2 separate regions of the Mus musculus genome follow, and region 1 is linked to region 2. The links are chromatin loops, found by intact Hi-C in ENCODE. Cell type or tissue: heart. All regions are shown on one strand. Links, peaks and the distances in the headings refer to the core of each region. The heading gives the core; the rest is flanking DNA.

Region 1 (16,215 bases), core at 4,857-12,856, 130 kb before region 2:
CTCCAGCTGTGGCTACCACATAAGGGTTTTTATTCAAGAAAAATAAATGAATTAAGTCTTTAAAAAAAAAAAGCCAGGCTCAGCACTCTGGAGGCAGAGGCAGGCGGATTTCTGAGTCTGAGGACAGCCTGGTCTACAAAGTGAGTTCCAGGACAGCCAGAGCTATACAGAGAAACCCTGTCTCAAAAAAATATATTTTTTTTAAATAATAATAGTAAAATAATTTTTTAAAAGTAGCCAACTCATTATAAGGAATATAAAATTAAGCTAAATATTATAGAATAGTAAAAATACCTTTACTGGCATAAAGAAGAAAGATCAGAAGAATGAAGAAACAAAGAGCCACTGGACTAAAACAAACTAAAGAACCATATAGAATACATAGAACTTAAAAACAACAACATCTTTGAGTCAAACAAGTCACTCCGTGGGTCTAACAGCAGACTGGCAGCTACTGTGTAGATCAGAGAGCCTGAACAGAGTGGGAGGAACTACACAAACCAAAGCAGCAGCGCAAAGGGACTCCAAGTGAGCAAAGGGCCACCAAGGCTTGAGGAGTGGCATCAGATAGGCTAACAAGCAAGAGCTGTGTATGTTCCCAATACACATAGATGTATAAAAAGATGCACAGGAAAATCGCTGAAAAACAATGATCTATAAATTTACAGATCAAAGAGCCCCGCCCAGGGAGACAAGACAAACTCAGACAAGCATGGAAAAGTCACTTCTCTGAAAATCCCCATGCAGAGGAGACACTGAAAGCAGCAGTGGGAGCACAGCATCACGCAGGGCGGGACTGGCTAACATGTACACCGAGGCACCACTGAAACCTATGGCTGGCGTGGTAGCACACCCTGTCAATCAGCGCTTGAGAAGCAGAGGCAGGAGATCATGAGTTTCTAAGGAGTCCAGGATGGGCTCCACAGTAATCTCCTTGTTCCTACCCCCACCAAAAAAAAACAACTGGCACGATTTTTTTAAACTAGTAACAAATGACTAAATGGCAGATATCATCCTAACCATATCAATAATGCATCAAAATGTAAATGTACTACACACTAACTATAATCAGTAACTGTCAGGCTAGGTATAAAAGCAAAACTCAAATATGTTAACCGACAGATATAAATAGTTCATATAATTTTATAACAGAAATAGGAAAAGAATTTCATGCAAACATTAATCACAAGAAAGGAATTCAATTTATATGAAACTAAATGAAGACAGAATGTATTACTAAAGACAAAGGAAACAGCATATATTAAAAGAGCTAGCTCATAAAATAAACTACTGGAGCCGGGGCCGAGGCCGGGGCTGGGACATTAGCCTACAATACCTGCTACTCAGGAGGCAGAGACAGAAGAATCAAAAATTCGAACATGACTTGGCTGCAGAGTTAAGTTCAGGCCAACCTAGAGGTCCTGAAACAAAAGGCAACAAGGCACCGGGGATGCAACTCAGCGCGATCACTTGACCAGCATGCATAGGAGGTGACCATCGGAACTGTGCATCTCACAAAATAACTTCAAAGTGCATAAAGCAAAAATGAAGCATCTGAAACATGAGACTCAAATACACAACCACATATGAAATTCTTACATTCCTCTCTTAGTAATTGAAAGACACAAAAATGTCAGAAAAGACATAAAAAATTTTGAAGAATACGACCAATCAACTTTACCTGACATTTATACACCAGGGAAACTCCACAACTGCAGGATATAAATTCTAGTTATGGCATAATCTTCAGCAAGACAAGCCACATTATGAAGCCATAAAGTAGAATACACATTTTTGAGGACTAATAGTATATAGAGTATATGCTCTGACTCAAATTAAAAGAAAAAAAAAAGAAAAATTATAATCAATAGTAACAATATACCAGAAAAATGGAAATTTGCTACATTTCTAAATAATGCATGTATTAAAAGCAAGACACAGTAGAAATTAGAAGATATTTATAAGTATATAATTATGAAAGCAAATATCCAAACTTATGGGTTGATGTGAACTACTGCCTAAAAATAAAATTATGTTTTTATGTCTGTATTAGACCAGTGGTTTTCAACCTGTGGGTTGTAACCCCTTTAGTAGTATTGAAGACCCTTCACAGGGTTCCCTAAGACCACCAGAAAACACATATATTTACATTACAATTCAGTAACATAGCAGAATCAGTTATGAAATAGTAATAAAAACATTTTATGGGTGAGCTCACCACAACATGAGGAACTGTATTAAAGGGTCACAGCCTTAGGAAGGTGAGAACCACTGTATTAGAGAATATTTAAGGTCAGTGGTCTCGGTTTCCAAATCAAGAAGCCCTAAAGAAACTAAAGTCAAAATAAATATAAAAACAAAATAATAATGAGCAGAAAACAACAAAACAGATTAAAATAACTGTTTTACTTCCTGACAGGAGCCTAGCATGGCAGTCCTATGAGAGGCCCAACAAGCAGCTAAAAGAGCCAGTGCAGACACTTATACCCAACCAATGGACAGAAGCTGGGGACCCCTGCGGTTGAATTAGAGAAAAATGGAAGAAGCTGAGGAGGAGGGCAACCCCATCGTAAGATCAGCAATCTCAACTAACCTGGACCCCCGAGATCTCTCAGACACTGAGGCACCAACCAGGCGGCATACAATAGCTGATATAAGACCCCATATCACATATACAGCAGAGGACTGATGGGTCTGGCCTCAGTGAGAGAAGAGGCATCTAATCCACAAAAGATCTAAGGGCCACGAAGGGAGGAGGTCTGGTGGAGTGAGGAGGGGACAACCTCGTAGAGAGGGGAGGAGGAAGGGGATGAGGAAATGTCGGAGGGTGGACCCGGAGGGGGATAACAACTGGACTGTTAAAAAAAGATTTAATAATAATAATAATGTAAACATTTTAAAAAAACAACTGTTTTAATAAACCAGATCCCTAGTTGGTTAGCACCTAGGATACACTATTAAAGACAGGGATGATACACAGATCATCAATCTTGGAAGCAAACCGGATCTTTCCAGATCCAGTGACTGCAAAAATTGAAAATAAGGGAATTAGAGAAATGGCTCAGCGGTTAAGAGCACTGACTGCTCTTCCAGAGGTCCTGAGTTCAATTTCCAGCAACTACATAGTGGCTCACAGCCATCTGCAATGGGATCTGGTTCCTTATTCTGGTGTGTGTCTGAAGAGAGCGACTTTATGTAGTGTACTCACATACATAAAATGAATAAATATTTAAAAATTTTAAAGTAAGAAATTATATTAGCAGCTTTGTCCCATCTAATTTTAGAATTAAGTGAAGAAAACTCCTTAATAAATGCAAATTATCCAAAATTATACAAGAAAAATACAAAAAATTTGAATTTTTTATTTATCTGTTTAAAAAATTGAATTCATAATTAAGATTGTTCAGCAAATAGATCTTTAGTGTCAAATGGTTATAGTCATTTAATTCAATTAACTTGAATTTCTCTACATAGTTAAGGTGTCATTGTAACGAGACAATTTTATCAGAAACATCTCTGATGCCTTCCTAGTGTTCTATAAATCTTCGGTGAAAGCAACAAACACAGAAGTTACTTTGGGGCTGGGGACGGGGGCTTGGTGGCTGAAGTCCATGCTATGCAGCGTAAGGACCGGAGTTAGACTCTCAGAGCCCACAGGTGCACACCTGTAACCCCAAGGCTGGAGAGGAGGGGACAAGCGGATCCCTGGGACCCTGGGACTTGCTATCAGCCAGTGTAGACTACATGGATTGCAGGCCAGTGAGAATTCTAGGCTCAAAAAATAAAAAAAAAATTTTAAAAAGCAACCTTTGAGTAACAACACTGGAGGTTGTCACCTGCCTTTCTTACATTCAAACTTGGGAGGAAGCTAACCAGCAGGAACAGATAAGATTGTCAGGCCGAGAAACTACTGTGTGTGTCATGCGGTAACAGAGAGTGTGGACCATTATAAAATTGTCCAGACTGATGTAAAACATCTGTCACTGCAGAGACAATGGAGTGTCAATGAGAACGTCATGGTATGGCCTTGGACAGAGAGCATTATAAATCTGTTAAACATGTCCAGAAAAATGAACAATGAAGTCTGTGTGGACATTGGGTGAGAAGATGCTATGTCAATAGAGAGCCACTGCTTTTAGTAACTCACATGCCATTCTGTGTAACTCTGTGCATCTGTAGGGCAAGAAATGTATGGAAACTCTGACTTCCCATAAGTTTCAAACTCAGCATATAAGACAGTCATTATTTCCTGGTAAATTCTAAGCTTCTCTAAAAAGTAAAATATTTCTGAGGCAATGAATTGGCTTGGTAGATAGAGGTGCTTGCTATCAAAGCATCATGGCCTGAGTCTGATCCCCAGAACCTCTACGCTAGAAAGAAAAACGAACTCCCACTGGGTATCTTATGAGCTCCATACATGCCATGCCATGCATGCATCCACGCATATAACACATGCACAAAAATGTAATTTATTTTTAAAGTAATGTTTATACTTAAAGATTTTATGGTATATGCTACTCAACTAGACTTGAATGAATGAATGTACATTTAGAAAACAATGTAATTTCAAAGATTTGAAAGTTTCAAAGTTTGAAAGTAATTTCAAAGATTATCACTATCAAATGATCTAAACTGCTTGAGTAATACTTAATACTGATGAAATAGTGAAGTATTTTTATATACCAAAGTAAACTATTTCGCCAATTTCTTAAAACAAGGGGTGAAACCTCACGTGGTTGAGAGCACTGATGAATGCACAGAGAGCTTATGAAGTGCAGAAAAGGGCACGCATCCCTGCTGACTGGACACAGTAGTAAAGGAACCCCTAGTAACATAGCCAGGATCGGTGCATCCCTCAACCTTCATTTGGGAAGCACAAAGGGAACCTATATAATCTTCCCAGCCCTCCACGGGCTCCCTAGGAAAGAAGGAGCTGAAGGAGTGCTGATGCCTGAAGCAGTGGATGGCACATGTGCAAAACCTGAACGAGCCCAAGCCAGACCAAATCCCAGCATGGGATGAACAGGGAACTTGGGCACACAATCCTACCTAGCCATGAAGCTGATGGCAGAACTGCTAGCTGCTGAAAAAAGGAGAGACAGTTTTCTCTAGAAACTGCAGTCCCTGGTAAATGGACCACTCTCCCAAGAATGAAGACCACACATCCAAGATTGAGCAACACAAACCGAATGTGTCAAAACAAAACACGACAGAAAGCTGGGTAAAAGAAAGGACTTGGATCTGAAAAACTTTGGGGAGGGGAATGAATATGACCAAAGCACACTGTACAAAAACTCTCAAAGAACTCACAAGAATAAAGGAACAGACCTTTTGTGAGGAGATAAGCAGCCAACATGTATTAAAAGTTACTGACATCCCTAAGTATTTATTTAAAGTATATAACAATACACATGCAATATAGCCAGGCGTGGTGGCGCACGCCTTTAATCCCAGCACTCGGGAGGCAGAGGCAGGTGGATTTCAGAGGATTTCTGAGTTCGAGGCCAGCCTGATCTACAATGTGAGTTCCAGGACATCCAGGGCTACACAGAGAAACCCTGCCTTGAAATCCCAGCACTCGGGAGGCAGAGGCAGGTGGATTTCAGAGGATTTCTGAGTTCGAGGCCAGCCTGATCTACAATGTGAGTTCCAGGACATCCGGGGCTACACAGAGAAACCCTGCCTTGAAAAACAAAATAAAACAAAACAAACAAACAAAAAAAAAAACCCACATGCAATGAGATACATGAATAGCAGGTTCAAACAATGGGATTCTCAGAGCAATTCAATCTCAAATAGATATCTGTTTTCAGAACTAGAGGGAGCCTAGGCATGGTGAACACTTTTAACTCCAGCACTTAGGAAGCAGGGAAAGGCAGATCTGAGTGTGAAAGTTGTCTACATAGAGTTCCAAGCCAGCCAGAGCCACATAGTGAGACACTATGTCAAAACATACAAATCAGAACTGCAAAGATGTCTAAACTAAACTGTCAGTTAGTGATGAGACCATTTACGACAATGTGAAATACCGATGCACATATATATTCATATATATATAAATCCAGAGATTTATATAAAGATATAACAAGATATTAGCCATGATGTTCTCATAGGACGGCATTTAAAGTGGCCTCTAGTTCCTTCCTATTATCTTCTTATTCATTTGGATTGTATATGATGAGCCTAAATTAGAAGTGTTTACACTCACAGATCAACATAGACATACAGCAGCAATATAAGGTATTCATGGCCAACCTAGCTCAGCAAGAACAAGTTCATTCTATTTAAAGTCCATCAAGTGACTCGTCTAGGCCACTCATAGTTTACTCGTTTTTAATTATGTGTGTTAAAATTAGAATAAATCTTAGAACTAAAGTTTCCCAGTTATCTATGTGTGGTCACTTCATCTTTATACACCAGTTTCTTCAACATTTTAATGTCTATTACATGACTGACATAAAAATCAAATAAATAATTAGGAAAGATATTTTGTAAATTTTAGTAGTAGTAATATACCTATATGAGCAGCATACTAAAAAATTGGGGGAGATATTATACAGGATATCAAAAGAGAAAACTATCTGACTTTCGGAGTTGGAGGGCAAATTAGTAAAAGGCCAGCATTACCATCCATTAGCACATGCTCATCCAAAAGCCTTCAGAGAACACAGCACCACACCAGGGATATGAAATTCCGTTACACTAACGTTAGTTATTGCATTTGAAAATTTGACTTAAGGAATTTACTAGAACACTGTTGTCGGATTTCCCCTGTCCAATCCCATTAGGGCGGCAGGAGGCTTCCCCCAGGAGCACAGCAGTGTGACCTGGCCCACTGAGAGTTGGCCGGTTCAGTTTTTCAGTATTTCCCACAACAGAACACCACACAAATATAAATGCAATGCAGAACTGGGACTTCCATGGAGCCAATCAGCCAGACAATACCATAACCCAGGAATAAGAGAAAGCCTGCGCCTTAACTGTTGTCATAGGCCATCTATGGTTCTGGGTTACTGGAATACCCTAGGGCTGGCCACTCATCTGCATGCTCCTGGAGTGCACTGATGACAGCTATGAGCAGAAATAGGCATGTGTGGGGATGCTCCTGACTACCTTCAGAGTCAATGGCTGGACAGGAAATTCAAGCTTGGTCCGGATTTCCCTAACCATTCAACTTCACAGATGAGATAAGGATCACCTGGAGTAATGCAGTCTTGAGCTACCTCACTGGTAAGCACAACACGTGTGGTGACACTAAAGAAGAAAAGACAGGAGTGGGCATCAGGAGAAAGCGAATCATGGACTTCCATTCACAACTTGTATGGCTCTGCTACAGCAGGGGCCTGAAAGTCTGACGCCACAGTGCTAGGAATAGCTACCTACGCAACTTAAACACACGTTGTCGTTACTCCTGGGGAAATTCCACAGTTTACAAGGGGAAAGCTCACCTTTGTGGATTTTCTCACTTATGAACCGTATGTTTGAGCCCAAGCGCCTGGATGAGTTCCCAATCAGAAGGTTCTCATGTGCCTCTTTAATGGAGAGAACTGTGTGCCTGCTGCCTGACCACTTTTTCAAGATGCCCACAACAAGATGCCCAAGTGGAGCCGCAGCAAGGGCACACACCAAGCAAGAGATGCTTGCACTGCTTCTTGTGTTCCATCCTGCCCTTGGGACCCACACTCTGTCCTCGCTGCTCTATCTAATAAACGTTAATAAAACAGAAAGAAATACATGACGGCATGAGTCACCATAACTATATCAGAGCTGCAATAAAAGCAACGTGAAGCACAGCACAGATTGACCGTGGGAATGAAGCTGGCTGGGTGCCTCCTGCTGTCAGTCACAGCCAGAGGGAGAACTGGTCTTCTGTAGCTACTAGATGCAATGTTGCCAGCATACATATACTAAACATAAAATAGCCCTTCAGTGTAACACTTAGTCAGTGTTGAGTGTTTATTAAAATCGTGCCAAAAGTGAAAGGAAGAGAGTCATAGGGAAATAAATGTTCCATCACTCCTCCTCCTCCTCCCTTATCCAGCATTAAAAAAGTTGAAGGGATTTTTTTTTTTAAATCTGGAGACCCCAAAAGCTATGTAGTAAAACACAAAGACAAAAGGCTAGCTGTAATGCCATGGTTTTCCTGGCTGATTCAGAGCAGCTCTTCCCATCACCCTCTCGGTAATCTTCAAACAAGAAGTGGCAGTATTCAGCAAGCACAGTAACAGTAGGGAAGTGCACTCACCCAAAAGCAGAGTATACTAGTTTATTAGTTGTAATTACTTGGTTCTCAAGAATTCTGTCTTTATGAGAGAAGCAGTCCCATGTGGTGCCTTTTTAAAAATCTAATTTAGTAAGCACTAAATTTATTTCTATCTCACTAAATTGCACACTTCTTTGGTCGCTGGACATAGGGTTATCTACACATTCCTTTAACATCATGTGACATTTTAAAAGATGATCTGACAATAAGAGAGAAAATATTAGAGAACAGGGAAGGGGACTCCAGAGAGTGAAGGGCGGATGAGCAAAAAGCAAAACGGCAGTGTGGCCAGGAGCAAGCATCAGCTAAGCACTACAGCAAAACGGCAGTGTGGCCAGGAGCAAACATCAGCTAAGCACTACAGCAAAACGGCAGTGTGGCCAGGAGCAAGCATCAGCTAAGCACTACAGAAGCAGCACAGTGAAGCCAGTGTACTAGTATAATTGAAATGGTTATCGAAAGGGGGGCCTTTGTGTATGTTCAGCAGATGAACAAGCATCCAGTGGAACAATGTGCCACAGAGACTTTGAACAGAAGTTAAACAGAATGCTTTCAATGTCTGGAGACAGAGCTGGTCATTGAAGACCAGACACACTCCTATAGTGGCAGAACGACAGTTAAAACAGAAGTTAACTAAAGGTGGAAGAACAAGTGACCAGTGCAATGCATCCTCCCCGCACACTGGCAGAAGATGACATACATCCAGCTAGAACGTGGAAGAGGAGATGGAATCAACAGAGGAAGTGGACAAGGAGGAGAAACGGAAACCGAAAGCCAAGTGAGCAGGATTGAGCGGCCTACACACCAGCAGCAGTGCAGAGCCTCTGGGGACAGAGGCTGTGCTTCCTTGAATTACACTTAAGGAAATAACAACAGGTCTCCAAGAAAAAGAACATGCTGTTCTTTCACACTTGTAGACAAGAAGCAGTGTCCCAAAAAGATACACAGCATATTGTCCAGCCATCTTACCAGATGACTTCACGGTGACACCCAAGAACCACTGCACTATACCACCTAGGAACATGAGGCAAAGTGAGGTCTCAACAATAAAACTTTCAGGCTCTAGTTGGTATAAAACTGTGGCAGACACTTAAATGTCCTGATTCACATTTTCACCATGGCCAGCAGCTCTGTGACAAGTTGTCAGGTTTCACAACAGCTCTACAGACATCTAGGAAAACCAGAAAACTTGTCACCAATGGTATCAGACACGTTATTTTATTAAATAATGAAGGATTATCCCGAAGAAAGTTATTTTATTAAATAATGAAGGATTATCCCGAAGAAAGCAGCTACATGACTGAGAAACAGAATGTTTTGCCAATCATGATTAGCAAACTTAATATAATTACCTACTTTGTAGATTTTGATGTCAAGGCCAAAGCATCCTTATAATTCTTAATTTTTATTGTCATTGTTAAATCCTACAATTCTCCCCTGTACAAGATTTAAAATCAAAAGCCCTCACTGGTATACTGTGTCATTACCTCAATATATATTAAAAATGTATCTACGCATACAGTGCAGAAAGGGAATATTAAAAAGAATGTGCCTGCTTAAATTATAATGAAAATTCCTGTTTAAAACGTGTGTGTGTGTGTGTGTCCCAGGTGGTGGTGGCACACGCCTTTAATCCCAGCACTCGGGAGGCAGAGGCAGGCGGATTTCTGAATTCGAGGCCAGCCTGGTCTACAAAATGAGTTCTAGGACAGCTAGGGCTACACAGAGAAACCCTGTCTCAAAAAAAAAAAAAAAAAAAAAAAAAGTGTGCGTGTGTGTGTGTGCCCGCGCGCATGTACACGCACGCATGTACGATTTGCTATTTCTATTACTCATCACAGCTATCACAGCTTTATGACAAAAAGAAAAGGGGCTTTAATTGCTCTCAGTTTAAAGACTTTTTAAAAACTAAGGCTCACTGGGTGGTGGTAGTGCACTCCTTTAACCCCAGCACTTGGGAAGCAGAGGTAGGTGGTGCAGCCAAGGCTACACAAAGAACATCTGCCTCAAAAAAACCAATAAACAAATACAAACAAGCAAACTTACATACATACATGCATACATACATACACGCATATATACATACATACTTAGACTCAAAAAGCTTATTACGCCATAATTCTAGCCCAAATTCTTCCAAGTCAATTCTCACTGTAGAGTTCTGCCACTCTTTCACTCGATGAAAGCAATGGGAAAAGTAGGTTCTCACCACAAAGGCAGGAAGGAAATGTCTAGTGTATGTCAGTAACGGGGGAGACTGAGACCATAAGGAGCATGCAACCCTGGCCTGCCCAGCAGAGTGACCCCCTGTCACTGCAGGCCTATTTCCCAGGTGTACCACACAACTACTGGCATTTTCTATGGCAGCCATAAATAAAATTGAGAAACACTACAACTGAGACATAATGTACAAAATCTTAAGCAAATTAAGTTTGACAAATACAAGCTCCATGAAATTTATTATATTACCCATAAAAAAGATGTATATCAATAATTTAACAAAATCTTACTTCAAAGACTCCAATTAAATTTCATAACCAAGAAAGTTATAAACAACTTGCCTCAAGAAACTTGAAGCCACCAATCAGCAGGAAGTAGTCTAATGATGTTATTCCTTTCCAAACCCCTGACTTTATTCAGGAATCTCTTTCCATTCCTCTCTATCCTTTTTGCTCTCTTATATAGTAGTAGGGGATTGAAAAGGTAGAAGAAAAAAGTGGAGAAGGGTGAAGAAAGAAGAACTCAGAAAGTAGGCTGTTGCGTGCTCAACTGGCCAGGAAGAACGACGCTGCTACAGGATCCTTCTGCACACGTTTATTCAGTCCTGTTTCTTCTTTCTCTATATTTCCCTTGTTTATATCTCCCTTGTTTATATCTCTCCCTTGTTTATATCTCCCTTGTTTTTATATCTCCCTTGTTTTTATATCTCCCTTGTTTTTATATCTCCCTTGTTTATATATCTCCCCCGAACCCTGGGCCTCTCACTCCTTTTATACTCTCAGTTCCCATCCACGCACAGCAGGCCACGCCACCTCACCAGGCATGCAGCTTCAGCTAATCAGGGCAGCAGGGGCAAATCTCCACCAAATTGGATTCACCTGTATCCTGGTACACCTGCGCAGCACTCAAGATGTTTGTGTCTTATATGAGGAAGTCAGGTGCAAGTCATATGACTTAGCTGCAGTCTCTGGCGCCTTTGGGACTGCCGCCACACCCGCTCCCCACAATTCCCCCTTTTTTCTTTTTTTTTTTTTTTTTTTTTTTATTTATTTATTATATGTAAGTACACTGTAGCTGTCTTCAGACACTCCAGAAGAGGGCATCAGATCTCATTACGGGTGGTTGTGAGCCACCATGTGGTTGCTGGGATTTGAACTTCGGACCTTCGGAAGAGCAGTCGGGTGCTCTTACCCACTGAGCCATCTCACCAGCCCCCGTGAGTTTCGGCACCACTTGTTGCGTGCTCAACTGGCCAGGAAGAACGACGCTGCTACAGGATCCTTCTGCACACGTTTATTCAGTCCTGTTTCTTCTTTCTCTATATTTCCCTTGTTTATATCTCCCTTGTTTATATCTCTCCCTTGTTTTTATATCTCCCTTGTTTTTATATCTCCCTTGTTTTTATATCTCCCTTGTTTTTATATCTCCCTTGTTTTTATATCTCCCTTGTTTATATATCTCCCCCGAACCCTGGGCCTCTCACTCCTTTTATACTCTCAGTTCCCATCCACGCACAGCAGGCCATGCCCCCTCGCCAGTCACGAGGCTTCAGCTAATCAGGGCAGCAGGGGCAAATCTCCACCAAATTGGATTCACCTGTATCCTGGTACACCTGCGCAGCACTCAAGATGTTTGTGTCTTATATGAGGAAGTCAGGTGCAAGTCATATGACTTAGCTGCAGTCTCTGGCGCCTTTGGGACTGCCGCCACACCCGCTCCCCACAGTAGGCAAAGACAGCTATATTCCATTGTGTAAATGTACCATATTTTCTTTATCCAATCTTTATTCAAGCAATGTTGTTTCCAGTTTCTGGCTATTATGAATAAAAATGCTATAAACACAAAAAGAAAAAAAAAAGAAAGAAAGTTATAAACAAATCCAGATGTCGACGTGATGTCATTAGTAGATAGGCTTGCATTTACTACCTTTCTAATTATAAACTGCAGTCCAGACTGACATTCCTAATCCAAAACTCTGAACACACCCTCAAACTCTGACACCACAAGCATCAGCACGGCATCGCAGGTGGCAACGTCCACATCTGACCTCCTCGAGCGCTAACCCAGCGCTTGGGTACCAAGACAGAAGGATTACCAGAGGTGATTTAAATAGTGAGTTCCATGCCAATTCAGGACTGAGACATTGTCTCAAAACACCAAAAGGTATAAACAAGCTCTGTGTGTTTGTGTGTGTGTGTGTGTGCACAGACATATATATGTATATATACCTTCAATAATTTATATATGGGGCTGGTGAGATGGCTCAGTGGGTAAGAGCACCCGACTGCTCTTCTGAAGGTCCGGAGTAAAAATCCCAGCAACCACGTGGTAGCTCACAACCATCTGTAACAAGAACTGACTCTTCTGGAGTGTCTGAAGACAGCTACATATAATAAATAAATAAATCTAAAAAAATTATATATGTATATATATAATGTATTATAAATTAACTTCAGCTATAAATAAATTAAATCTTATTTTAAATTTTGGTTCCTTTCCCAGATATGGCACATGAATGTATGAATATGCATATTATATGTATGTATGTGTGTATATATGTATTATATGTATATATTTAAAATCTAAAATGATACTCAATTATTTTATATATAGGTAAAATTTACACATACACACACACATACATATACCCAAAAATATTCCAAATTTTGAAAAACTCTGAAATGCAAAACAGTCCTTCCCAAAATTTCATAACCTCTTGTTAGGATTGATTTTTATAGAACTTAGCTGATTACCTCAGATCCCTCAATTGATACTCTCCTTTACTTGTGTAATGTCTTCACTCTCAACAGACTCATAACAACTTGTGAGCTTCTCAACATTGACTCTTAGAAGTTTGACAACTTACAAACATAAGGTACTCCCATCTTACTAGGATTTGCATCTGTGAACATTTGGGGCGGGGGATGAACAAGAAAGGTATGTCCGGGTGGAGGTACAGCAGTGGCAAGGCATGTCCCTAGCATCGCAAGGCCAAGGATCATATCCCCAGTGCTAGAATATGAGGGAGGGGGCAAGAGAGGAGAGGAGGGCACAGAAGGGAAGGAGAAGGGAGGAAGGGCAGAGCCACAGCTAATGTCTTCCTTGTCTCACCTGAAACACACACAAGTTTAACTGGTGCTATCACTATGGTGATGCAGACTTCTCTGCCAAATTTCTCTTGTAGTACAAAACTAATTTCTGAGCTCAGAATAGCTCAGAGTCTTCAGTCTGCCCCTAATGCTTCCACAACACTAAATAGGAGAGGTGGAAGAAGCCAGTCGCTGACTTCCATGAAGCTGCCCCTTCTTCCAGGTTGACAGTTCTTATTCAAGCGATTAGAATCTTAACACAGATAACCACCACAGAGCTTAGGAACCAAATAAACACTTCTGCTTCTAGAACGTTCAGCAGCACAATTTACAAAACTCTTCTCCACAACTATGTTCTTGGGTCTCATAAAAACTGAATATGGCATGCAAAGGTCTTACAAATATAAAAATGAAAGCAATTCAAGTCAAAGGACTTGGCCAATAACATGCTCCTAGTCAGTAGTGCATTCATTATCAAAGGCACGGCAACAGCAAAGGGTTAGGACAGGCACACCTGCCTCACCGGCCATACCCAGCAAAATGATACACTGTACGCAGAATACTATGGATCTAACTATGTCTTTAACTGTGAGTCTGAAATCAGACAAATATTTACATATTTGAATCCTGTGTCAAAACAAGTAATGCATGTCAACATTACTATTATTAGGATAAGCATTCGATGTCACTACAAATACTATAATTGCCATTAAACATTAGCATGTTATAATTTTTCCTATCAATTTCCAGCCTACATTTCTTTATTAACACATCTAGATTTTTTCACAGTAAACATACAATCTTGATAAAAATGCTGCCCCTTACTGTCAAGATTGCACTGCAGGTATTCATCATGAAGCCACGTGTGTCAGCAAAACAATAAGCACCAAAACTTAGTGTTTACGTCCTCTGTGGTAATAAAATGTGTGTGTGTGTGTGTGTGTGTGTGTGTGTGTGTGTGTGTGTAAGGTAGATAGATAGATAGATAGACAGATAGATAGATAGTAAATGTGATAACAGTTTATTAATCCAAATAAATTAAGTTCATTAGTTGCTTTACAACTATTACAGAAATACTATTTGACTTATAGGAAAAAATTAAGTTATTCAAGATCTTTAAAAGCAATCCCAAAATATTTACAATTTCCTGCTCCATAACTGGGACCTGAAATACTTAGACTCTAACAGGAACTATTTCTAATTCCCTTCTAAAGCATTTTTATGCATACTATCTCAGGAACAACACAATACACAGACCCTAAAGATATGTCTTGTTCCTAAGCATTAAACACACCTATATGGATGGACAGATTGCTCAATGGTTGAACACTATTGCCTAGGACTAGAGTTCAAGTCCAACACCACCCTGAGGTGCCCCCTCAGGCACCTGCATTCCTGTGCACACATCCATACACAGGCACACACATACACATAATTAGAAATAATAAATCTTTGCAAGCACAAACACACCTGAATAGGTGGAGTCTAAATCTAGCTAATGTTAAGGCCTAGAAGGCACATAAATAAATAGTAGTTGGCTATATTTCACAGCTGCTCGGGAAACAAAGTATTAAGCCTGCTTGATGGTAATTAATTATAAATGTGATGACCAAACACACCCTTATAGGACTGCATTTCTTCTACCAACCCCAGAAATATCTACTTCTGAAATGACTAATTTCTGGAAACTTACACATGACAGATAACCACTGAATATACTATCCTGATAGCTATATGCTTTTTTTTTTTACAGGTTCGAGTGGCAAATAAGAAGGAACTGAAAGAGGAAGGGCCTTGTCTGATCTTTATCATTTCTGCCTACCAAGTCACAGTCTGTGGTTTATCACAGTCCTACTTTAAAATGTCTTAAATGGAGCACCCATTTGATGTGATGATCAAGATCTGCAACCCTTCAGTCTTTTACATTGACATTTTCTAAAAGATTTCAAAATCCCCACTAGACTTGAGGAGTACAAATCTTATTCTAATTTCACTTTTGCCAAGTAATTCTGAACACCATTCATTCATATACAACTTCCCAAGGTCTCAAGTGAGGCCAGCACTTGACTTCAACAGCTGAAAATCTAGTGGACAACACTCAGGATGTCAGTGGCCTAAATTACTCTTCACCTTGTTGGTGTTGTTTTGAAATTCTGTTAACTTCATTTTCCAAACTACGTGTTTATAAAGAAAGCAAGTTTGATGAGCAACCTCTAGTAAATCCTCAATGCCAGCTGAGGAGAGCAATGCCTGTCCAGCCCAGAGGCTGGGGATGTGGCTCAGTGTAGAGCTCAACCCCGGCACTGCTACAAAAAAATACACTCAAATACTAAGACTCCTGAGACAGCTCGACAGGTGCTTTCCCAGTGCTAAACTCACTGTACACACTGAGGAGCCTGGAAGAGCCAGTAATGCCCAGCCAAGACAGGTTGCACTACACTAGCCGGAGGAGTTCTTGGATTTTCTCTTTAGCTCAGTGGTTCTCAGCCTTCTTAATACCGTGACCCTTTAATAGAGTTTCTCATGCTGCAGTGAACTCCAGCCATAAGATTGCTTTGTTGCTACTTCCTAACTGTAATCTTGCTGCTGTTGTGAATCATAATGTAAATATCGGATATGCAGGATGTCTGATATGGGACCCCT
Region 2 (16,215 bases), core at 3,913-11,912:
TTCTAAATATCTATGCTCCAAATGCAAGGGCAGCCACATTCATTGAAGAAACTTTAGTAAAGCACAAAGCACATATTGCACCTCACACAATAATAGTAGGAGACTTCAACACACCACTTTCATCAATGAACAGATCATGGAAACAGAAACTAAACAGGGACACAGTGAAACTAACAGAAGTTATGAAACAAATGGACTTAACAGATATCTACAGAACATTTTATCCTAAAACAAAAGGATTTACCTTCTTCATGGTACCTTCTCCAAAATTGACCATATAATTGGTCAAAAAACAGACCTCAACAGATACAAAAATATTGAAATTATCCCATGCAACATGTCAGACCACCATGGACGAAGGCTGATCTTCAATAACAACATAAATAATGGAAAGCCAAAATTCACGTGAAAAATGAACAACACTCTTCTCAATGATACCTTGGTCAAGGAAGGAATAAAGAAAGAAATTAAAGACTTTTTAGAGTTTAATGAAAATGAAGCCACAACATATTCAAACTTATGGGGCACTATGAAAGCATTTCTAAGAGGAAAACTCATAGCTCTGAGTCCCTCAAAAAGAAACTAGAGAGAGCATACACTAGCAGCTTGACAACACACCTAAAAGCTCTAGAAAAAAAGGAAGCAAATTCACCTAAGAGGAGTAGACGGCAGGAAATAATCAAACTCAGGGGCAAAATCAACCAAGTGGAAACAAGAAGAACTATTCAAAGAATCAACCAGACGAGGAGCTGGTTCTTTGAGAAAATCAACAAGATAGATAAACCCTTAGCCAGACTCACTAGAGGGCAGAGGGAAAGCATCCTAATTAACAAAATCAGAAATGAAAAGGGAGATATAACAACAGATCCTGAAGAAATCCAAAACACCATCAGATCCTTCTACAAAAGGCTATACTCAACAAAACTGGAGAACCTGGATGAAATGGACAAGGTTCTAGACAGATACCAGGTACCAAAGTTAAATCAAGACCAGGTTAATGATCTAAACAGCCCGATATCCCCTAAAGAAATAGAAGCAGTCATTAATAGTCTCCCAACCAAAAAAAAGCCCAGGACCAGATGTATTTAGTGCAGAGTTCTATCAGACCTTCAAAGAAGATCTAATCCCAGTTCTTCACAACTATTCCACAAAATAGAAACAGAAGGTACTCAACCCAACTCATTCTATGAAGCCATAATTACTCTGATACCTAATCCACAAAAAGACCCAACAAAGATAGAGAACTTCAGACCAATTTCTCTTATGAATATCGATGCAAAAATCCTCAATAAAGTTCTCGCTAACCGAATCCAAGAACACATCAAAACAATCATCCATCCTGACCAAGTAGGTTTCATCCCAGGGATGCAAGGATGGTTCAATATACGGAAATCCATCAACGTAATCCAGTATATAAACAAACTGAAAGACAAAAACCACATGATCATCTCGTTAGATGCAGAGAAAGCATTTGACAAAATCCAACACCCATTCATAATAAAAGTCTTGGAAAGATCAGGAATTCAAGGCCCATACCTAACCATGATAAAAGCAATCTAGAGCAAACCAGTAACCAACATCAAAGTAAATGGTGAGAAGCCAGAAGCAATCCCACTAAAATCAGGGACTAGATAAGGCTGTCCACTCTCTCCCTACCTATTCAACATAGTACTTCAAGTCCTAGCCAGAGCAATTCGACAACAAAAGGAGATCAAGGGGACATAATTTGGGAAAGAAGAAGTCAAAATATCACTTTTTGCAGATGATATGATAGTATATATAAGTGACCCTAAAAATTCTACCAGAGAACTCCAAAACCTGATAAACAGCTTCGGTGAAGTAGCTGGATATAAAATAAACTCAAACAAGTCAATGGCCTTTCTCTACACAAAGAATAAACAGGCTGAGAAAGAAATTAGGGAAACATCCTTCTCAATAGTCACAAATAATATAAAATATCTTGGCATGACTCTAACTAAGGAAGTGAAAGATCTGTATGATAACTTCAAGACTCTGAAGAAAGAAGTTAAGGAAGATCTCAGAAAATGTGAAGATCTCCCATGCTCATGGATTGGCAGGATCACATTGTAAAAATGGATGTCTTGCCAAAAGCAATCTATAGATTCAATGCAATCCCCATCAAAATTCCAACTCAATTTTTCAACGAATTAGAAAGAGCAATCTCCAAATTCATCTGGAAAAACAAAAAACCTAGGATAGCAAAAACTTTTCTCAAGGATAAAAGAATCTCTGGTGGAATCACCATGCCTGACCTAAAGCCTTACTACAGAGCAATTGTGATAAAAATGGCATGGTACTGGTATAGCTACAGACAAATAGATCAATGGAATAGAATTGAAGACCCAGAAATGAAGCCACACACCTATGGTCACTTGATCTTCGACAAGGGAGCTAAAACCATCTGTAGGAAGCCATTTCAGGCTGTAAACAGGCCAGCCGGATGGAGATCTGCTCCAGGTAGTAAACAAGTCCATGTTTGGTGGATGGCCTGCCCTTAATCCCTGATTGGCTGATCAAGCCTGCCTGGTGAGGTGATGTGACCTGTGGTGATTGGTGGGGGCGTGGTTGTGGCTGGAGTGGAGAAAAACACTTGTAACTAGAGAGGCTCCGGGATTTGAAGAAAGTAGCTGCCTGAGTAAACTGCTTAAAGAAGAACCCATGGTTGCGTTTTGCTTGCTGGTCGAGTGGGATGTGACAACCTTCCAGTGGAAAAAAGACAGCATTTTCAACAAAAGGTGCTGGCACAACTTGTGGTTATCATGTAGAAGTATGCGAATTGATCCATTCCTATCTCCTTGTACTAAGGTCAAATCTAAGTGGATCAAGGAACTCCACATAAAACCAGAGACACTGAAACTTATAGAGGAGAAAGTAGGGAAAAGCCTCGAAGATATGGGCACAGGGGAAAAATTCCTCAATAGAACAGCAATGGCTTGTGCTGTAAGATCGAGAATTGACAAATGGGACCTCATGAAACTGCAAAGCTTCTGTAAGTCAAAAGACACCGTCAATAAGACAAAAAGGCCACCAACAGATTGGGAAAGGATCTTTACCTATCCTAAATCAGATAGAGGACTAATATCCAATATAAAAAAAAAAGTCAAGAAGGTGGACTCCAGAAAATCAAAAACCCCATTAAAAAATGGGGCTCAGAGCTAAACAAAGAATTCTTACCTGAGGAATACCGAATGGCTGAAAAACACCTGAAAAAATGTTCAGCATCCTTAATCATCAGGGAAATGCAAATCAAAACAACCCTGAGATTCCATCTCATACCAGTCAGAATGGCTAAGATGAAAAATTCAGGTGACAGCAGATGTAAGCAAGGATGGGGAGAAAGAGGAACACTCCTCCATTGTTGGTGGGATTGCAAGCTTGTACAACCACTCTGGAAATCAGTCTGGCAGTTCCTCAGAAAATTGGACATGGTACTACCGGAGAATCTCGCAATACCTCTCCTGGGCATATATCCAGAAGATGTTCCAACTAGTAAGAAAGAAACATGCTCCACTATGTTCATAGCAGCTTTATTTATAAAAGCCAGAACCTGGAAAGAACCCAGATGCCCCTCAACAGAGGAATGGATACAAAAAATGTGGTCCATTTACACAATGGAGTACTACACAGCTATTAAAAAGAATGAATTTATGAAATTCCTAGGCAAATGGTTGCACCTGGAGGGCATTATCCTGAGTGAGGTAACCCAATCACAAAAGAACTCAAGTGATATGTACTCACTGATAAGTGGATATTAGCCCAGAAACTTAGAATACCCAAGATATAAGTTACAATTTGCAAAACACATGAAACTGAAGAAGAATGAAGACCAAAGTGTGGACACTTTGCCCCTCCTTAGAATTGGGAACAAAACACCCATGGAAGGAGTTACAGAGACAAAGTTTGGAGCTGAGACTAAAAGATGGACCATCTAGAGACTGCCATATCCAGGGATCCATCCCATAATCAGCTTCCAAACGCTGACACCATTGCATACACTAGCAAGATTTTGCTGAAAGGACCGTGATATAGCTGTCTCTTGTGAGACTATGCTGGGGCCTAGCAAACACAGAAGTGGATGCTCACAGTCAGCTATTGGATGGGTCACAGGGCCCCCAATGGAGGAGCTAGAGAAAGTACCCAAGGAGCTAAAGGGATCTGCAACCCTATAGGTGGAACAACATTATGAACTAACCAGTACCCTGGAGCTCTTGACTCTAGCTGCATATGTATGAAAAGATGGCCTAGTCAGCCATCACTGGAAAGAGAGGCCCCTTGGACTTGCAAACTTTATATGCCCCAGTACAGGGGAACTCCAGGGCCAAAAGTGGGAGTGGGTGGGTAGGGGAGTGGGGGTGGGGGAGGGTATGGGGGACTTTTGGGATAGCATTGGAAATGTAAATGAGGAAAATACCTAATTAAAAAAATAGCCTGCATGGCTTGGGGGATTTGTGGTACCCCCTGTGAGAACTATCCAACAAGGTGCAACCCATGCTTGGCGCTGGAGGTTTCTGGCATATGGTATTTAGTTGGGTCACTGTCTTCCCTATTATTTGGTGATTCTATTACAGCTGTTTCCTATAAAATAGTCATAGCGATGGGAGAGAAAGGTAAAGGAGGGACTTCGGCGAGGGACAACTCATAGTAAAAAATACTTGGAAAACCTTATGGAAACCTTATGGAAAACATTTCTTTCTTGTACTGCTGATGACTGCTAAAACTTCTAGGAGGCAAGGAGCGTCTCCTGAGCTGGAGTTTCATTGCAAGGTCTGATAATCTATGACACTTTACAATTTGTTTGCAACCATTTTCCATCAATAAGAAAAGGGCATATGGAGCAAGTGAATTCACACTGACAGAAAAACTGGAGAGAGTCATGCTCTGGTCAACTCATCAAATGCTAATCTCACTTATCCTTCATGATTAAATAAACAGAGTTCTTTTATTCTAAGCAGACTAAATTGTATGATGTATGTATGTATTTATATGTATGCTTGTGTGTGTGTGTTTGGGCACATGTATATATGTGTGGGTAATCTTACAACCCAGAGTCCTAACATACCTATGAATTCTAGGGGGAATGCAAATCCACAGAACCCACCATTAAATATTATAAACATGTTTAAGCCAATATATACACCCAAATTTTGGAGAAGAGTTAGAAAACCTGCCCAATATCATATTACTTGAAAATCCAACTATAATAGCTTCATAATAAAATGAAAACTTCACTTACTTTTCTAGAACCATGACAATACACCATGACCAAGGCAACTTACTAATGAATGTGTTTAATTTTGTGGCTCACTGCCACGCACTCCCGTAGAGTCAGCTTGACAGGCCGAGAGGCCTGGAAGCCATTCACGAGGTGGAGAGTTTCAGGGAAACTCACCTCCTGGAGTCTGGTCTTCTTTCTAACCCATACATTAATATTCCATTCCCGCGTTAGTCTGGTGTATGGATCCACGTGCTCTTTTTTAGTATTATCTTATTATAAGTGCCTTTTAAGATTGAATTCTGACATAGCTTAGTCTTCACCAGTGTTCCAACGTCCTAGAAAGTCCTTGAGCTGACCATGGGCTTGGAATTCAGTAAGAATGTTGCTATTCAGTGACATTCAGAATTGCCTCTGGTATTACACTATCACTTTGAACAAAGCTAAGTCACTGCCCTACACAGGAATTTACCATCATCTAGGAAGAAGGAAGTTTGAGACCTAAGGAAGAACCAGAGTAGATACTTAGAACTATAGATAGCTGAGTTACACCCATTCACACGTATTTACAATGGCCTAGGGGGAAGGTGGACTATACAATAGACTAAAATAGGAACTATGGCAAGGGCACGAAGCCCTTGACCCTGGCTTCTAAGATTAAGTGAACTTTAGGTGGAGCTTTTTTTGATCCCAGTTGTTAACAATGAATTCTATCCCTGTTAGACCTTCTGTGTTTGTATTCCTCTGTTTTGTGTAAGAATCCAGTAACCTATTTGTACCTTGCTGGTGTGTCACCCAACTTCCCTATTTTCTTCTGTATAAAAAGTTTGATGCTCAATTTGACACATTACATTCAGATTCTACACAACCTCTCCTGTGTACATCTGTCTGTCATTCCCTCCGATGCTTTGCCCACTTGCCCCAGAGACCCATTCCATGCAGACAAAGGGATCCAGAGGGTCTGTGGCAGCTCACAATTTTAGAGTGTTATCATCTATAAACATTATGGTGCAGAGTAAGGCAGGAGGCAGGCAGGCAGGCATGATGCTGGAGCATCTAATTTACATCTAATTCATAAGCATAGGGGCAGAGACAAAGAGAGAGCTAAATGGGAATGGTGTGTGCTTCCTGAACCTGAAAGCCCACCTTTAGGGGCACACTTCCTCCAACATCTCCTAATCCTTCCCAAATAGTTCCACCAACTGTGGATCAAGTGTTTAAACAATGAGTCTACAGTGATTGTTCTCATTCAAGCTCTACATCTACCTTCTGAGCTTGGACTTGGTGCTCTCACTTTCATACAGCTTTGGCTAATGTGAATGGAGGAGTCTCCGAAAAAGAAAGAATGCACACAAAGATGAGCTAAAATTCAAGGCCAATGGGGGCCTTTCAAAGCAAGAGACACGGGAAAGAAAACTGGATGCTGATGATCAGATTAAACCTGAAAATAGATATTTAGAATGCTTTGTGTTGTTAGTAGTGAGTTATTCTCTCATCTCATTTCAACTTTGATTACATTTTAAAGGTGCATCTGTAAGAATGCAAGCAGTGGTATCATGTGACTAATACAAAGATCAGCCTGTGTGCCCAGAGGCATAGACTAACCAGGATGATTCTTTTTCTTAGACTGGGCTATAGCTGGAACTCAGTAGGTAGCTCAGGCTGGCCACAAACATAATCCTCATGTCTCCACCTCTGAAGCCCATAAATCTAATTTTGTGGTGTTGGTTGGGGGCGAACAGGAACATGACCTATGCTTAAATTCTCAAGTTTAATGATAATCATGTTGGGTGAATTTAACTTTGGTCCCATCTTTCCAGATTTCCTTAAAGTCCCTCAGAACATCAGGTAGTCTTCAAATGGCAAATATACTACTCCAATGTAAAGGAACATTTAAACACAGGATTCAAATTTATTAATTCACTGAGTTTTACAATATACCAATAGAGTTGTTTCCATCTGTGATTAAGGACATCAAATCGGGGGCTGGACAGATGGCTTAGTGGTTAAGAGCACTTCTAGAGGTGCTGAGTTCAATTCCCAGCAACCACGTGGTGGCTCACAACCATCTAAAATGGAACCCAGTGCCCTCTTGTGGTGTGTCTGAAGAGAACAACAGTGTACTCACATACATAAAATAAATAAATACATAAATCTTAAAAAAAAAAAAAACAGGGCTGGTGAGATGGCTCAGTGGGTAAGAGCACCCGACTGCTCTTCCGAAGGTCCAGAGTTCAAATCCCAGCAACCACATGGTGGCTCACAACCATCCGTAACAAGATCTGACTCCCTCTTCTGGTGTGTCTGAAGACAGCTACAGTGTACTTACATAAAATAATAAATAAATCTTTAAAAAAAAAAAAAAAACAACAACCCAAAACCATCAAATTGTGGTTTCGGAGTTGCAGGGTAAATCAGTGTAAAAAGGAATTGAATTGTCTTTGGTGGCTTTGACAACTTTCTCCTGTCCAACTAACCCACTCTTGCTAAGGATTCACTCCTGCCAATAGCTCTTTACACCAAAGAGCACTAACTACTCAATAACACTGCCTACTCTTGAAATTCAGGCTATGGCATCCAAGGCTGGGGGTGCTGTTAATTTAATGAACACATAAAATTGTTTCTTGGGATCGTGCTAATTTCCCTAAATTTTGTAGGAGTATGGGTGTCACTTTCTCAGACAGGATTTTAGGTTTGGTTTTGTGAAAACTTCACTACACTCTTTGTGTGAGACTTTTCCTTGATTTTCATTCTAGAGTGAGCCAATGAACCATATCACCAAGCTTGTGATTCCAGCTTCATTCCTGTCACACATGACCAGCAAATACGCAGCCTTTTCTATATGGGCTGAAGGTGCTTTCCTTCTTATTATTTTTTTAAACAAGTATGATTATGCAGAATACGATCTAGCTTGATAGGAAATGAAAATGCTCGTCCTTTATCTGAGAAAAAAATAGTAGCGACTTTAAGAGTAAAGAAGGCACCTTCTTCCAGTCTTCATATGCATAATTTTCTTTGCAGAGGACCCAGATGGAGGGAGCTGAAGACTGAGAGGCAGCCCAGTCTACACTGAACAGTGCTCCGCCTCCCCTCTTCGCCCCGCCCCTAGACCGACCCCGCCTCCCCTGCCCACGCCCCACCTCCGGCCCCGCCTCCCACCGCGCCGGCGCCATGGCCGCCCAGGGGATCTGGACGCTGGCGAGGGTATCGCTTGGGAGGCCACCGCCTCGGGCCGAAGGTTTCCGACAGCAGCTCAACTCAACCCTCGGTTCGACTTCCGAAGGAGCCCGCGGCGGCTCCGCGGCCGACTCGTGGGGAACGCCCGAAGGAGAACCAAGGCATCCAGCGAGCCGAGAGTTAACTGCAGCGGAGAGGCACATCGTCGAGCTGCACCGGGCCGCCTGCGCGGTGAGGCCCGCTCCAGCCTGCCCCGCGCGCGGCCTCTGCGCCTGCGCGCGCCCGGCCACCCGACCCCGAGGCGGCCCGGCCGGGAGGTGTTGGACCTCCGGCCTGGGGCGGGTCGGCCTGGGGCGTCCGCTCAGAGGGTCCTGCGAGAAACCCGGTCGCACTTTTGCGTTCCGGACAGAGAGGTGTCTGCCCTGAGATGGGAGGCTCGCGAGGCTCGGTTTTTGATCTGCGTCCCAGCTAAAGGCTTGTCTCGGTTTGTGTGTGTGCGCGCCCTCCAGCGTGTGAGTGTGTTGTGTGGGGGAAATGGGTGCTGAGGAACTGAGGGTAGGACTGAGCTCTTACAGGGAACGTATGTAGTACAGACATGTTGCCTGTGCGTGATAACTCGAGCAGCCTGCCATCCAGTGACTTTAGTAATGCAAACATAAGACAGACGCTTTACATTTTTGCCCCGTGTCCTCTCATCCTTTGCCTCCAGTCCAAGTGAGCGAAAGAAATTATAATCAGGCAAGTTTGCATTTTTCCTTAGGCATTCTTAAATCACCTTTTCTTCTGGTTTATGGATTTGACAATTGCTTGTCACCACCAATATCTAACCTTATCTCCCTTCAGTTTCCTGACACTTTAGAATACAATAGTTTGAAGATAGCATTATTTATATTTTAAGTTTTATAATGATGTAAGAGTGACTTGTAATAAATCTGTGTATTAAGCTCTGTGTTTGGCTAGTACTTGATAAGACCACTTATTTGGTTTGGCTTGAGACACAGGCAGAGGCAAACCTTGAACGTTTCCTAAAGTTGACACTCAGCCTTGGGAGTAGTATGTCCCAAAAATCCACTGTCTAACCCCTTCATGTGTTGCAAGTGAATAAAGATTTATCGAAAAATTATTGACAGCCTTTGACCGTTCTTGCTTGTGCTCTTATTTTAAGTATAACAAACACATGCAGTTTGTTTCCACAAGTCACCATACAAATATGGTTTGTAAAACCCAGAAGTCTTATCATTTTTCAAGGCAAACAACAGTGGCCTGTATAGATTGGTTCGATCAACATAGCAAAAGGAAGGCAAGTATTTGCACCGGGGAACCCACAACCTTTTCATCAGTGGGGTTTCACAGGTCATGTGACTGTCCAGGAGACCAGAAGCAAACCCAAAAACATGCTTGGTATATATAGCTCCCAAATGACAGTATTTTTCCATGCCTCAAGGGAGATAGCGCCTTATCGTGCTCCCATTCCTGCACTGGCTATCTTGCTTTCCATAGACATCTTGCTCTCCAGTCAAAGCGTCAGCAAACTTGCCTCATCTTCGTTGCCATCTTTATCCAAGGCTCATTTAGTGAGAAGAAATTGTGTGTAGGCAGTCAGCAAACTTAGAGGTACGCCATCCACATGTAGAGCAACCTGCTAAGCTTCCGGATCGCCAGATAATTGTCTCCAGAAAACATCCAGAAGCTAAGCGAAGACTATAAAGGCTTTGCAGTGTTTCGTTTATTTGCCTTCCAGGTCGTCAAGCATGAGCTTTGTGGGAGGAGAAAGAGAAAAAAGGAAATGAGGTTCTGACAGTGGGTCATTCTAAAGTAGTGTTGGGTGCATCTGGTGCCACATGGCCTTGGGATTTGAGAGCAGCATTGGGACTTGCTAGTTTCTTAACTGCCCTGATCTATTTGTGCAGCAATGCCTGAGAGTGAACCCAGACTTGAACTAAAATATAAGTTGACCTGAATGTCAACCATAATGAGTGACATCATTAAGTATAACGCTGGATAGCTGAAGTTCTTGATGACCAAATGGAAACTGTTTGCCAGAGGCCGCAAAACTGGTACATGCCTTGCATCCCAACACTAAAGCAGACAGGTTGGTTGTGAGCTTGAGGCCAGCCTGATCTACAAATCTGTGGGCCAGGCAAGGTCATATAGTTAGAGCATCAGCGAGAGAAAGAGCAAGGGAGAGAGAGGGGGATATGCATGTCAGAAGACCTGCTGCCTTCATGCATATTTTAATGAAAGTCTATAGGCAGGAGTGATACACTGAGTTTCTAATGGTCAAAGTGCTATATAAAAACCCACTGGGAAGTTCCCCTATAAAATCTGGAGGCTAAGAAACATCATTAATGTGATATACGTCCGAGGGAGGAGTTACAATTTGCCTTTCCCTGCACACACTGTGCTTTGGGGGATTTATTTTTTTAAATCATAATTGCATATAAGTGGGAAATGCATCCCTGAAGTTTGAAGTGGTATCCTGGAAGTTGCTGTTGATCAAGCTTATTAAGCCAGTGAGTGTTAATGTGGCAAAACAATACCTTCTCAGTCAAGACTAGATCTACCAAAACTGGCGAGGGAGAGGACAAGAAAACCGTGGACCTTGCAGGGCAGTAACACATCGGGAAGGTCTAGAAAATATTCAATAACAGCAAAGGCAATGCTTCTCTGTGAGGCCTGTTTGGCTTTGATTAGCACCTTTTCTGTGAGTTTAAATCATTATCCACATATTGTAAGCACTGAAATTGTAACTGCCGCTTCTGAGTGCAGTTCATTTCCAGCCTCTTAAGCTCTTAAAGTCATCTAAATCACCTGTTATTAAGCTCGTTACCTAGAAGCAGAATGAAAAATATCAGAGCAGCAGCCACATAGTTGTCGCATACAGAGGAGTTCTTGTTTTTCCACCCACTTCTCATTTTACTCAAAACTGTATGCTTTTCCCTTTAATCACATACAGTTAGCTTATATATAACGTAGAAATGCACGTGCTCTTTAATTGCAAATGCCACTACAATTACTGGAAAAGAAATTTAATACTGTCCTTTTAAAAAAAATTTACAATCATTTTGGACTAAAAATATTACTAGGGAGATATGATGAACATTAACAAAGATTGATGTATTGTTTTATTACTCTTCAGGCTGGCCAGCTAAGCTATATGGACCCAGCTACCGGCTATGTGGTTCTCACAAGGCTGGCCCACTTGCAGAGAGGCGCCTGCTGTGGCTCTGCCTGCAGACACGTGAGTAACAATTCTCGAATTACCCTGGCAGTTTGCTGAGCTTCTGTAACTTCATAAATACCTATTATTTGAACAACAAGTCAAATAAAAAAGCTAAATAGACCTAGAGTGTGCTTTTCACAAGCTGTTTTAGCAAAGGACAATGAAGCTGTTAGTACCAACACAGGACCTTTAAAGTTAATGGAATTTTGTAACATTTCACTGCAAGCATCGGCTCCTCCAAATGCTAAGACTTGAAATTCAGGGGAGCTCTTTATATATCGAGGAAAGCTTTCACGAAGCCTGAAAGGCAGGCACAGAGGGCAGGAAAAGAAACCAAATGAAAAAAAAAAAAGAAAAGAAAAGAAAAAGAAAAAAGAAAACTGTTGCAGACCAGCTCCTAAAAATACTGCTACCTTAAGAAGCAGAAATGTTCCCAGTATTGAAGGCGGATCTTGAAATGATAAGACTTCTTCCTTCCCTTCCATTCCCTCCCACTCCCTGCTTCACATTCTTTCCCTTAGCATACAGATCTGAGTGCTGGCCCTCACCTTGCTATAGTTCATAGTTTTTCTCTGTCTCTGTCTCTCTCTCCATGCCTGTCCCTATCTATGTCTCTCTGTCTCTGTCTCTCTCTCCATGCCTGTCCCTATCTCTCTCTCTGCCTGTCTCTATCTCCTGTCCTTCCCTTCTCCCCTTCACACTTCAGTCTCCGCTTTCTTCTGGTCTGTGTTTAAACTGTGTTTAAAGTAATCATGGGCTAGATTACTCCGAAGTTAGTGCTATAGGTCTGAATATGCTTATTTCAAGAGTCTCATGCCTATGCTTAGTAATCAAAGCTAATGAACCATTCCTTCCTCTTTTCTGTGCAAAGAAGAAATCAGAGTTTGTTTGCTTCCTACTGGAAGAAGTATCCCTGAGGTACATTGTTGTTATGTTAAGATTATAACCAGATAGCATCTGTTTGCAGAACATTTTCTATGTTTTCCTAAAAGAAGATGTTATTCCTTGTACTAGTCCACTTTCTAATTAAAGACCAGACAGTAAATGCTCTTAAGAACTGTGGACAGTGTTCTGAAAGTCAGCCTTCACTTTTGTGCAGTCTCCTGGCTATGCCAGGAACGGTTTCTAATCAAAGTCATAAGAGCATCATGTCAATCTCACACCCGTGGATTTTGTAAGAATTGGGGTTTGGTAATAAAATTCTAGAGCCTGCAAAGATACACTTAGGAAGTGGTTCCTGGATCCTAATTAGGGCTGCTTAACCAAAGTTCCATTGTACTCTTTAGTCCCCAAGACTTATAGATCCAGTGATTTAAAACATTGCTAACCACACTTTTTTCCCCACCATGAGAAATGTACTTTCCTACAATGACTGTTAAATAATTACATAATAATTTGTTATCCATCTTTTTCAGTGTCCATATGGCCAAGTCAATGTGAAAGATCCATCTAAGAAGAAGCAATTCAACTCCTATTTTTATGTTTGACAACAACTTCATCTCTAGTCTGTCAAATTAAGTGTGTGTTTTTGAAAATAAAGCCCTAATCTAGAATGACCTGTTACGAATATTTGAACAGAGTTAATATTAAATACATATATCCAAAAGAAGGTCCACAAGATGCACGTTATTCTCGAGACAGGGTTTCTCCATATAGCCCTGGCTGTCCTGGAACTCACTTTGTAGCCCAGGCTGGCCTCAAACTCAGAAATCTGCCTGCCTGTCTCCAGAGTGCTGGGATTAAAGGCATGCGCCACCACGCCCGGCTTCTCTTTTTTGCTGCATGACCACAGGCATATGTTGAAGGAGAAAAAGATGGGTGTCCTGTTGCATGAAAGGAGCCATCAGGTCACGGAGATTTCCTTAGCTTTGCGTCTTCCATCTTTTTCTCATCCATGCAAGGAAGGTTGCTGGCAAGTAGCAGGCACATTCTTTATTCTATCTGTATCTTCAGCTTAAGGCGATGGATACGGTGCCATGGATCACAGCATATGAGTGCCCAGCAGCAGGAGATGTTCCCATCATCTGTCCATCTGTTCTTTCAGTGTAGACGTCTTATGGTTTTGATGTGGGGGTCAGACATGTTTCTCTTAGACCGTTCTTCATTCTCCCTCTATAGAGTCCTCCTCCCCTTCTTGCAATACCTCCCAGGCAAACCTGCCTTTGAACCTCTTTCTAACTCTGTATAGGTGCTGTCCATTCTGAGGATTGCCCTGTGGGAGCCCAGCCTCCAGTGAGGCAGCATCTTCCAGGAGTTGTTCTCACACCTTCTCAGCTTCTCCTGCAGGACAACAGCCACTGGGAGGCCCTTGTCTGCCAGTGGAAGAGTTAGGCAGTAACAGGAAGCTGCTGCTCAGAGCTAACTTGGAACCTCAAAGTCCGGCCTCTGTCTCTCTGCCCAGTCATAGGCCACTGGCAACTTTATTCACCCATTAGAGTCAACTGGGGGGCATAGATCCTCAGTGTCTGACAGGCAGATGTGTGGGTTCCTGGGTGATTTGGGGAGCTGAGTTCATACAAATAGCATTGGAACCACAACAATGCATCCCAAGGATGCCCTTCCTTTCTCAATATATCCCTTGCAAACAAACACTGGCCATTGTGGAGGTTGGCAATTCTTGGGATTTCAATGTGCAGCTTAGTAGCTGCTGCACTAGGGAGGAAAGAGGAGGCAATTATTCTTGCTTATGCTTGATGCCAGGAGGAGAGGTCTGCTATGGCTCTGAAGAGATCCACCTTGGCCCCACCAAGGGCCTTTGTTTCAGCAAAGTGCCCCCTCTCCGAGGGCATTTATTGCAAAGTCCCTTGCTCAACAAAGTCCTAACATCAAAAAACTAAAAAATAAAATTGCCAGGGCTTCGATTCATCTGTACCGTGAATGGTAGAACACAGCAGCTGCTTCCACAGTAAACACAATATTGCCACATAAATGGACTTGGTTGCAAGAGGATTTAAGCTATATTGTTTTCACACATTGTAAAGTAAAAACTCAGGGCTCTGAGTGGGTGCATAGATACGAACACATGGAGATGCCCAGAAACAGCAATATCCCCATATAAATCAACTCTGGTGTAGCTCTACTCTCAAGGTTTCTAGAGACTCCTCCTGCCCCACAGTACAGTAAATCAACAGAGACTGACTTTTGGATTATTTCTAACACTGAATGACTCAAGGGAAACTAGGTACTGGAGCAGAGGTGGAGGTGGATTTCTGAGGCTACAGTGTCTCAGCTGGGAGAAGGTCCTCCCTTGCTGTGAATGGCAATCCTCTCTCTTCAGGAATTGCACTGTCCCCACTGATTAAGAAGGTCAAGAAGAGGGGCTGGTGAGATGGCTCAGTGGGTAGGAGCACCCGACTGCTCTTCCGAAGGTCAGGAGTTCAAATCCCAGCAACCACATGGTGGCTCACAACCATCCGTAACGAGATCTGACTCCCTCTTCTGGAGTGTCTGAGGACAGCTACAGTGTACTTACATATAGTCAATAAATAAATCTTTAAAAAAAAAAAAAAAAAGAAGGTCAAGAAGAATAATTTTTATTTTTTAAAGTAAAACTTGAAGTTCTAAATAGGGTGTTTGCAATAGATGGGATCCTGAAGTTTTCATGCTCTGCCAAGGGTCTTTGTTTCAGCAAAGTGTCCCTCTTCCAAAGGCGGTTTTTTTTTTTTTTTTTTTTTTTTTGCTAAGTCCTTTGCTCAGCAAAAACGAGTGGTAACATCAAAAATTGGTAGGGCTTTGACTCATCTCCAGACAAGATTAGGGAAGGAGGCTCCCCACCTACCTGATGAATGGCAGTTGCTACATGTGTCCTTCAGGTGTTAGAAGACCAGGGCTCCAGGTCAGCCCAAAAGGAACCTTGCTCTCCACACCTCCTGCCTCAGCCTCATCTTCTCTACCTTCTACCGGCGGTGGAAGCTTGTGAACCGACCTCTGTCGGTGGTGGAGAATTAAAAGCCACGCGTTACTTTTTTACTATACTACAATACTACAATAGTTAAGATGTTTTTCCAGATTCCAAAATGATTCTCTCCTTTCAGGGGGAAAAGTTCTCCCCTCTCCCCTCTGCCCTCCCCCTCCCCCTCTCGCTCTCTCCTCCTCTCCCCTCTTCTCTTCTCTTCTCTTCTCTTCTCTTCTCTTCTCTTCTCTTCTCTTCTCTTCTCTTCTCTTCTCTTCTCTTCTCTCCTCTTCTTTTCTCTTCCCTCTCCCCCTTCTCTCTCTCCTTCCCCCCCCCCACGTGTGCCCTGTGCGGGTGTGTGTGCGTGTGTGGGGGTGTCCTTATCAAATACCCGAAACGATTACCCAAAGAAATTTAAAGGCACTGCATAGGACAGAACTCCAGAACATCTAAGAGTTCCCAGAGCTCGTTCAATGATTAGCATAAAAGCTAAACCCAAGAGCCGTGTTCCCTCCGCGAGGGTACAATATTAAAAATAAGCTGAATAGCCCAGGGTGATCCTGGGAAAGTCTGGTTGGCCGAAGATACTAGTTCACGAAGTCCAGTGGAACCCGAGGCTCAGTCCCTAGGGCTCCGAGAGAGAGACTTTCCGCGAGAGACTTTCCGCAGCATAGGATGCCGAGTGAGCAC

Evidence for each region. Peaks named below come from ENCODE experiments on the same cell type or tissue, not always from the same donor. Only the 100,000 strongest peaks of a DNase experiment are listed, where the experiment ranks them.
Region 1: it touches region 2 in a loop (2.7-fold over the local background); 2 of 42 quality-filtered maps call a loop at or near these places.

Annotation. Positions count from the first base shown.
Region 1 is chr1:138,975,262-138,991,476 of GRCm38, reverse strand. All of the region lies in intron 2 of Dennd1b (DENN/MADD domain containing 1B), which reads right to left. It overlaps 4930596I21Rik (RIKEN cDNA 4930596I21 gene), which reads right to left and starts at 13,820. Exons shown (of 3, transcript NR_108103.1): 1 at 13,595-13,820; 2 at 13,237-13,385; 3 at 12,231-12,315. It also overlaps the pseudogene Gm18553 and the pseudogene Gm16305. In heart, for the core only: a CTCF peak has its summit at 7,862 (motif pointing left); DNase peaks (open chromatin) are centred at 7,126 and 9,076.
Region 2 is chr1:138,849,007-138,865,221 of GRCm38, reverse strand. 2310009B15Rik (RIKEN cDNA 2310009B15 gene) reads left to right here and starts at 8,368. Exons shown (of 3, transcript NM_001081226.1): 1 at 8,368-8,641; 2 at 11,550-11,651; 3 at 13,049-13,243. The coding sequence starts at 8,405. The coding sequence ends at 13,120. In heart, for the core only: no CTCF peak of the experiment used is centred there; DNase peaks (open chromatin) are centred at 8,401 and 8,621; H3K4me3 peaks cover 541 bases; H3K27ac peaks cover 326 bases.